2 separate regions of the Homo sapiens genome follow, and region 2 is linked to region 1. A link is a loop called in an ENCODE intact Hi-C map of the cell type or tissue named here. Cell type or tissue: mammary epithelial cell. All regions are shown on one strand. Each heading gives the region's core, and the rest is flanking DNA. Links, peaks and the distances in the headings are about the cores only. Region 1 has its middle 6.9 kb from the start of NPAS1. Region 2 has its middle 5.1 kb from the start of SAE1.

Region 1 (4,387 bases), core at 280-4,279:
GGCCAACATGGCAAAACCCCATCTCTACTAAAAATACAAAAATTAGCTGGACATGGTGCCACACATTTGTAATCCCAGCTACTTGGGAGGCTGAGGCAGAAGAATCGCTTGAACCCCAGAGACAGAGGTTGCAGTGAGCCGAGATCGCGCCACTGCACTCCAGCCTGGGCAACAGAGCCAGACTCTTGTCTCAAAAAAAAAAAAAAAAAGAAGGTTGGGTGTGGTGGCTCATGCTTGTAATCCCAGCACTTTGGGAGGCTGAGGCAGGCGGATCATGAGGTCAGGAGATCGAGACCATCCTGGCTAACACGGTGAAACCCCGTCTCTACTTAAAATACAAAAAAATTAGCCGGGCATGTGCCTGTAGTCCCAGCTACTCGGGAGGCTGAGGCAGGAGAATGGCGTGAACCTGGGAGGCAGAGCTTGCAGTGAGCTGAGATTAGGCCACTGCACTCCAGCCTGGGCAACAGAGCAAGACTCCATCTCAAAAAAAAAAAAAAAAAAAAAAAAGAAGAAAAGGGCTGGGTGAGGGGTGAGGTGGTGCATGCCTGTAGTCCGAACACTTTGGAGGCCAAGGAGGGAGGATTACTTGAGCCCAGGAGATCGAGACCAGCCTGGGCAGCATGGTGAAACCCTCTCTACAAAAAAATACAAAAATTAGCTGAGTGTGGTGGTGCACCCCTGTAGTCCCAGCTACTCAGGAGGCTGAGGCAGGAGGGTCCCTTGATCCCAGGAGATTGAGGCTGCAGTGAGCTGTGATTGTGCCACTGAACTCCAGCCCTGGGAGACAGAGCAACACCCTGTCTCAAAAACAAAACACAAGCCTGGTGCAGTGGCTCACGCCTGTAATCCCAGCACTTTGGGAGGCTGAGGCGGGTGGATCACTTGAGGTCAGGAGTTCAAGACCAGCCTAGTCAACATGGTGAAACCTGTCTCTACTAAAAAAATTACAGAAATTAGCCAGGCATGGTGGCGGGCGCCTGTAATCCCAGATCTCAGGAGGCTGAGGCTGGAGGATCGCTTGAACCCGGGAGGCAGAGGTTGCAGTGAGCCAAAATCATACCACTGCACTCCACCCTGGGTGACAGAGCAAGACTCAGTCTCAGAAAAAAAAAAGAAAAAGAAAAAGAAAAAGAAAAAGAAAATTGATGGTGAAAAGCGATTAAAACAAGGCCTGCTATCTCGTAAGGGTCCAATGATTGTTAGCTTTTATTAATTTAATATTACTTGTATTTTTTTTTTTTTATGCAGGGTCTCACTCTTTCACCGAGGCTGGAGTGCAGTGATGTGATTACGGCTCACTGCAGCCTCTACCTCCCGGACTCAGGTGATCCTCCCATGTCAGCCTCCTAAGTAGCTGGGACCACAGGTATGCGCCACCACTCCTGATTAACTTTTTGTATGTTTTGTAGAGATGGGGTCTTGCTCTGTCTCCCAGACTGGAGTGCGTAGCACAATCGTCGCTCACTGCAGACTCGAACTCCTGGCCTCGAGCAATCCTCCCACCTCAGCCTCCCAAAGCACTAGGATTACAGGTGTGAGCCTCCGTGCCCGGCCAATATTATTTGTTTTGCTAACATTTATGTTAATTGCATGCTCTTCAGGCCCACCTGGGAGGCAGGTTGGCTGTGAGCTTGCATGTCCTGAATCTCTACTTTCTTCCCCTCCTCTCAGCTCCTGCAAATCGGACCCAGTCTTGTCTCCCCAGTGCCCTCAGGACACACTGAGTTTCTCACCCGGCTCTGCAAGGCCCTGAGTGGCCTGTGACTGAATGGTGGAATAAATGGGTGGATGGATGCAGTGACAGAAACAGTAGCTCATTCCCCTGCTTCTCGGCCAGCTCCTGGGACACTTCGCTTCCAGCCCCATTTCTCAGAACCCGCCTCCTCCTCAGTCCCTGCTGCTTCTCCTTCTAATCCGGCCTTACTTCCTAAAAAGCCGCCATCCGGGCTTTCTACTCTTCCCGGGATGGCCATGGCTGGGCAGGGCGGCGCTCTGCTGACCCCTGGTGGCCGCGCGGAGTAACACAGCTCATTCTCCACCAGGGCAGTTGGCCTGGAGCCCTGGAGCGAATGCTGGGTGCTGGCTGCGGCTTGGGAGGCACAGCTCCCGCCCTCGTAGGTTTCACAGGAAAGTGGGGAAGACAAAGGATAATCAGATACTCACACTGTCGTATGCGGCAACCCTGGCGTCATCTGCACCTTCTCTCTGCCCCAGTCTCATGCCATCTTCAACAAATTCTGTAGCCTTGACCTTCAAGATACCTGGAATTCCCTGTTCTTTCCACTATCACCGTCCTTCTCTGGTCTAATCCGCCACCGTTTCACTCCTGGACTATCGTAGTTACCTCCTTGCTGGACTCCCAGAATCCAGGCTCAGTCTTAACTGATTTCTCCTTTAGCCTCAGGCTCCAATGTGACTCACTTGACACTCTTACTGATTCGTCTTTATTTAAAATATTGATAGTTTGTTCATCATGGATTTGGTTTTTTTGCACTAATTTTGATTTTTTAAACAAGTCTCTTTTTTTGAGATGGAGTTTCGCTCTTGTTGTCCAGGCTGGAGTGCAATGGTGCCATCTCGGCTCACGACAACCTCCGCCTCCTGGGTTCAAGCCATTCTCCTGCCCCAGTCTCCCGAGTAGCTGGGATTACAGGCATGCGCCACCACACCCGGCTAATTTTGTATTTTTAGTAGAGACGGGGTTTCTCCATGTTGGTCAGGCTGCTGTGGAACTCCTGACCTCAGGCGATCCACTCACCTCGGCCTCCCAAAATGCTAGGATTGTAGGCATAAGCCACCACGCCTGGCCCAAAAGACTTTTATTTATTTATTTTGAGATGGGGTCTCACTCTGTCACCCATGCTGGAGTGCAGTGGCAGAATCTTGTCTTAATGCAGCCTCAACCTCCTGCGATCTTCCCACGTCGACCTCCTGAGTAGCTGGGACTACAGGCATGTGCTGCCATGCCCAGCTAATTTTTTTTTTTTCTTCGAGAGGGAGTTTCCCTCTTGTTGCTGAGGCTGGAGTGCAATGGTACAATCTTGGCTCACTGCAACCTCTGCCTCCTGGGTTCAAGCGATTCTTCTCTCTCAGCTTCCCGAGTAGCTGGGATTACAGGCATGTACCACCATGCCTGGCTAATTTTGTATTTTTAGTAGAGACAGGGTTTCACCATGTTGGTCAGGCTGGTCTTGAACTGACCTCAGGTGATACGCCTGCCTCGGCCTCCCAAAGTTCTGGGATTACAGGTGTGAGCTGCCGCGCCTGGCTTTTTTTTTTTTTTTGAGATGGAGTCTTGCTCTGTCGCCCAGGCTGGAGTGTAGTGGCATGATCTCGGCTCACTGCACCCTCCACCTCTCAGGTTCAAGCGATTCTCCTGCCTCAGCTGCCTGAGTAGCTGGAACTACAGGCATGCGCCACCACACCCAGCTAATTTTTCTATTTTAAATCGAGACGGGGTTTTGCCATGTTGGCCAGGCTGCTCTCGAACTCCTGAACTCAGGTGATCCACCCGCCTCAGCCTCCCAGAAATGCTTGGATTACAGGTGTAAGCCACCTCGCCTGGCCTGCTCAGCTAATTTTTAAAGAATTTTTTTGTAGAGTCGGAGTCTCACTCTATTGCCCAGGCTGGTCTCAGACTGCTGGGCTCAAGTGATCCTCCCATCTTGAACTCCAAAGTGCTGGGATTACAGGCATGAGCCAGTGCACCCAACCAAGACAAACAATTTTTTTGGTTTGTTTTGTATTGTTTTTTTTTTTGAGATGGAGTCTTGCTCTGTCACCCAGGCTGGAGTGCAGTGGCGTGATCTCAGCTCACTGCAACCTCCACCTCCCGGGTTCAAGTAATTCTCCTGCCTCAGCCTCCCGAGTAGCTGGGACTACAGGCGCACACCACTACGCCCAGCTAATTTTTGTATTTTTAGTACAGACGGGGTTTCACCATGTTGGCCAGGATGGTCTTGATCTCTTGACCTTGTGATCCGCCTGCCTAGGCTTCCCAAAGTGCTGGGATTACAGGCATGAGCCACCACGCGTGGCTGACATTTTTTTTTTAGAGCAGTATTAGGCTAACAGCAACTTTGCTTTTTGAAAACATTGTGCTGAAATATTTTTATGTTGATGACTGAAGTCTCTTTCGTGTTCTGTTAAGTTTTGCAACTGAGGCAAGTGCTCCCAACAACTGAATCCTCGTTAACTCCTCGGTCCTGCCTAAATAATGGCCACATTCATTTGTTTACTGTGTTCCTTCCACTAGGATGTCAGCTCCGGGCAGGGATTTGTTTAATGTCTGTGTGCCCCAGCCTGAATGAATAACACACCGAGAAAAGTACTTTTTTTTTCTTTCTTTTTTTTAGACAGGGTCTGGCTCTGTTGCCCAGGCTGG
Region 2 (4,387 bases), core at 196-4,195, 110 kb before region 1:
GGGAGGATCACCTGAGGTCAGGAGTTAGAGACCAGCCTGGCCAACATGGTGAAACCCCATCTCTACTCAAAATACAAAAATTAGCCGAGTGTGGTGGTGTGCGCCTGTGATCCCAGCTACCCAGGAGGCTGAAGGCGGAGAATCACTTGAACCCGGGAGGTGGAGTTTGTAGTGAGTGGAGATCTTGCCATTGCACTCTAGCCTGGGCAACAGAGCGAGACTCTGTCACAAAAATAAATAAATAAATAAAATAAAGATTAAAAATTAAAGTTCTGATTCCAAAGTTTTTTGCACTTTGGTGTGCCACTTCCTAATCTCCGGGGAAAATGCCAGTTACAAGATCAAATAACCACTTTGTGCAGGAAACGACATTTAGAATTCAGAGAATGACCCAGCTGCAAAGGGCTGTGTCAAGTATCTTTTAGATAAGCCTCTGAAAATAAAGTGCTGTTTAGTTGCCTTATATTATTAAAGGAAAATGTACATGGATTATAGAAAGAAAAATAGAGGCCAGGCACGGTGGCTCATGCCTGTAATACCAGCACTTTGGGAGGCCGAGGCGGGCGGATCACCTGAGGTCGGGAGTTCGAGACCATCCTGACCAAAGTGGAGAAACCCCATCTCTACTAAAAATACAAAATTTTAGGCATGGTGCCGCATGCCTGTAATCCCAGCTACTTGGGAGGCTGAGGCAGGAGAATCGCTTGAACCTGAGAGGTGGAGGTTGCAGTGATCCGAGATTGTGCCATTGCACTCCAGCCTGGGCAACAAGAGCAAAACTCTGTCTCAAAAGAAAGAAAGAAAGTAATCCTGGGCTGGGCGCGGTGGCTCACGCCTGTAATCCCAGGACTTTGGGAGGTCAAGGTGGGTGGATCACAAGGTCAGGAGTTCGAGACCAGCCTGGCCAATATGGTGAAACCCGGTCTCTACTAAAAATACAAAAAAATTAGCCAGGCGTGGTGGCACATGCCTGTAATCCCAGCTACTCGGGAGGCTGAGGCAGGAGAATTGCTTGAATCCGGGAGGCAGAGGTTGCAGTGAGCTGAGATCGCGCCACTGCACCCCGGTCTGGGTGACAGAGCGAGACTCTGTCTCAAAAAAAAAAACAAAAACAAAACAAAAAAGAAAGTAATCCTGAAGGTCCATGGCATATAGTAATTCGTAATTGGTTAGGGAGTGACCCAGTGACCCAGGTTCTTACCTGTGACTATGCCATAACTCTTGTAAAATGATCACTTTGTTGGCCAGGCGCGGTGGCTCACGCGTGTAATCCCAGCACTTTGGGAGGCAGAGGCGGGCGGATCATGAGGTCAGGAGATCGAGACCATCCTGGCTAACACGGTGAAACCCCGTGTCTACTAAAAATACAAAAAATTAGCTGGGCATGGTGGCGGGTGCCTGTAGTCCCAGCTACTCGGGAGGCTGAGGCAGGAAAATGGTATGAACCCAGGAGGCAGAGCTTGCACTGAGCCAAGATAGCGCCACTGCACTCCGGCCTGGGCAAAAGAGCGAGACTCCGTCTCAACAAAAAAAAAAGAAAAGAAAAAGAGCCCTGAAAATAAAGCTAATTGCTGCATAAATTATTTTCTCCTGTACTTGCAGACTCATTGAAGGTCTAAAAGTGTCTCCCTTTCCTCTCTTCACTTCTACTTTTTATAGTTTCTGGGAAAAATTAAATGTGATGGTATAGTCTCATGTTTGGAAATATGCATCCTTTTAAAAAAACATTTTTATTGGCTGGGCCCGGGGGCTCACACCTATAATCCCAGCACTTTGGGAGGCCGAGGCAGGTGGATCACAAGGTCAGGAGATTGAGACCATGCTGGTCAACATGGTGAAACCCTGTCTCTACTAAAAATACAAAAAAATTAGCTGGGTGTGGTGGCGCATACCTGTAGTCCCAGCTACTTGCGAGGCTGAGGCAGGAGAATGGGTTGAACCTGAGAGGTGGAGGTTGCAGTGAGCTGAGATTGCGCCACTGCACTCCAGCCTGGCAACAGGTCAAGACTCCCTCTCAAAAAAAAAAAAAAAAAGACATTTTTATTGAGGTGAAATTCACATAATATAAAATTAGGCAGCATTTTGAAGTGCACAATTTAGTGGCTTTTAGTACTTTCACCATATTATACAATCACCACCTCAATCTAGTTGCAAAACATTTTCACTATCCCAAGAGTGGTGGCATAAGTCTTAAATGGCCAGGAGTCAACTATGATTTTGCTATGTAAACAATTTCAAAAGAACTGGAATAGTTCAGTGTTACAGCTTAGCATAATTTAGTATAAACAGTCCTTTCCCCACTTTTTAAGTGCTATCTGAGCTTTATTCATTAGGTGATTATTAATTAGGAATGCTATATTGTAGAACATCTTGGCATGTCTGGTCCTTGTCCTCTAATCCCAGTAACAAACCCTTCACCATTGTGACGATGAAAAAAGGTAAGTTTCCAAATTCTCCCAAGGAAGCAATACTGTTCCCTTGAGAACCAGATGACAACCAAAAAACCAGTCGTTAATTTTCCTTAATAATTTCCAAAATGTCCTCTAGGGGGCAACATTATCCCTTGAGAACCAGGTAGACCAATCACTCCTCTTCCAGCCTGGATCTCAGGACCTCTCACCTCCTCAATGAATCTGCGATTGGATTAGCAAGGAAGAAAGGGAAAAAATGCTATGGGTTGGTGGTCAGCAGGTTCCAACAAAATGGAAATGCCTCTCTTTGGCCAATGGTCTCCTCCTTTGTTCTCCAGGCGTTGGTGCCAAATGGTAGTGCTTCTTCCACACTCTGGAGGAACTTCTCTGTGAATGCCTCCTCACTCACAGTGTAAATAACCCTCCCTAGAGCCATCCCAGGAACTGGAGAAAAAACAGGTCTTTCATCAGCATAATTACTGGCCGGTGGCAGTGGCTCACACCTGTAATCCCACCACTTTGGGAGGCCGACGTAGGAAAATCAATGAAGGTCAGGTGGTCAAGACCAGACTGGGCAACATACGGAGACCCCCTTCTCTAGAAAAAAGAAAAAATTCTGGCTGGGCGTGGTGGCTCATGCCTGTAATCCCAGCACTTTGGGAGTCCGAGGCAGGCGGATCACGAGGTCAGGAGTTTGAGACCAGCCTGGACAATATGGTGAAACCCCATCTCTACTAAAAATACAAAATTGGCCGGGCGCGGTGGCTCAGGCCTGTAATCCCAGCACTTTGGGAAGCCGAGGCAGGCGGATCACAAGGTCAGGAGATTGAGACCATCGTGGCTAACACGGTGAAACCCCGTCTCTACTAAAATTACAAAAAAAAAAATTAGCCGGGCGTGGTGGCGGGTGCCTGTAGTCCCAGCTACTCGGGAGGCTGAGGCAGGAGAATGGCATGAAGCCAGAAGGCAGAGCTTGCAGCAAGCAGAGATAGCGCCACTGCACTCCAGCCTGGGCGACAGAGCGAGACTGCGTCACACACACACACAAAATTAGCCGGGTATTGGGCCAGGCGCGGTGGCTCACACCTGTAATCCCAGCACTTTGGGAGGCTGAGGCAGGTGGATCATGAGGTCAGGAGATCGAGACCATCCTGGCTAACATGGTGAAACCCCGTCTCTACTAAAATACAAAAAAAAAAAAAAAAGAAAGAAAATTGGCCGGGAGTGGTGGCGGGTGCCTGTAATCCCAGCTACTCAGGAGGCTGAGGCAGGAGAATGGTGTGAACCCGGAACGCGGAGCTTGCAGTGAGCTGAGATCACACCACTGCACTCCAGCCTGGGCAACAGAGGGCAACTCCGTCTCCAAAAAAAAAAAAAAAAAAAATTATCAGGCATGGTGGTGTGCACCTGTGGTCTCAGCTACTTAGGAGGCTAAGGCTGGAGGATCACTTGAGCCAAGGAGGTGGAGGCTGCAGTGATCTGTGATTGTGCCACTGTACTCCAGCCTGGGCGACAGAGCAAGACCTTGTTTCATAATAATTAAATAATTATAATAATAATAATATCGATGTACCAAGAGCAGAAAGAAACAGGTACCATGGAAGTATTAGCTGACTTATGTGCATTTAAGGAAGTTCAATAAAAAAAAAAAAAATACAGAGACCTGCCAGCCCAGAGATATTTTGGAGGTCCGGGAGAAGAGTTTTGTTAGAATTTTGTTTTTTCCCTAAACACAGGGCAAGCTACTGAAACTTTCATCCCCTATACCCCCATCCTTTGATGGAAAAGGTGGTAAGAAAAAGCCCTTTGGAATTTTGGGGGCAGCTTGTATCATGGCCGGGAGACCTGCTCTCACTCATCAGCGAAGTGAACTGTAAGGCCGGTGGAGCCCAGAGCAAGAGGAGATTCTCTAGCCTGTCCAGGATGTGGTGCAAATGACTCTACCATTTAGGTCTTATAACCCAGCAGATGCACAA

What was found. A loop is a pair of places that touch in the nucleus more often than their neighbours do. Peaks named below come from ENCODE experiments on the same cell type or tissue, not always from the same donor. Only the 100,000 strongest peaks of a DNase experiment are listed, where the experiment ranks them.
Region 2: it touches region 1 in a loop (11-fold over the local background); 33 of 110 quality-filtered maps call a loop at or near these places.

The regions. Positions count from the first base shown.
Region 1 is chr19:47,010,762-47,015,148 of GRCh38, reverse strand. No RefSeq gene overlaps it. Among named protein-coding and RNA genes, the nearest start is that of NPAS1, 6.9 kb to the left of the region's middle. RefSeq lists a silencer at 3,535-3,748. In mammary epithelial cell, for the core only: a CTCF peak has its summit at 2,005 (motif pointing left); a DNase peak (open chromatin) is centred at 2,058; H3K27ac peaks cover 269 bases.
Region 2 is chr19:47,123,564-47,127,950 of GRCh38, reverse strand. No RefSeq gene overlaps it. Among named protein-coding and RNA genes, the nearest start is that of SAE1, 5.1 kb to the left of the region's middle. In mammary epithelial cell, for the core only: a CTCF peak has its summit at 2,571 (motif pointing right); a DNase peak (open chromatin) is centred at 2,570.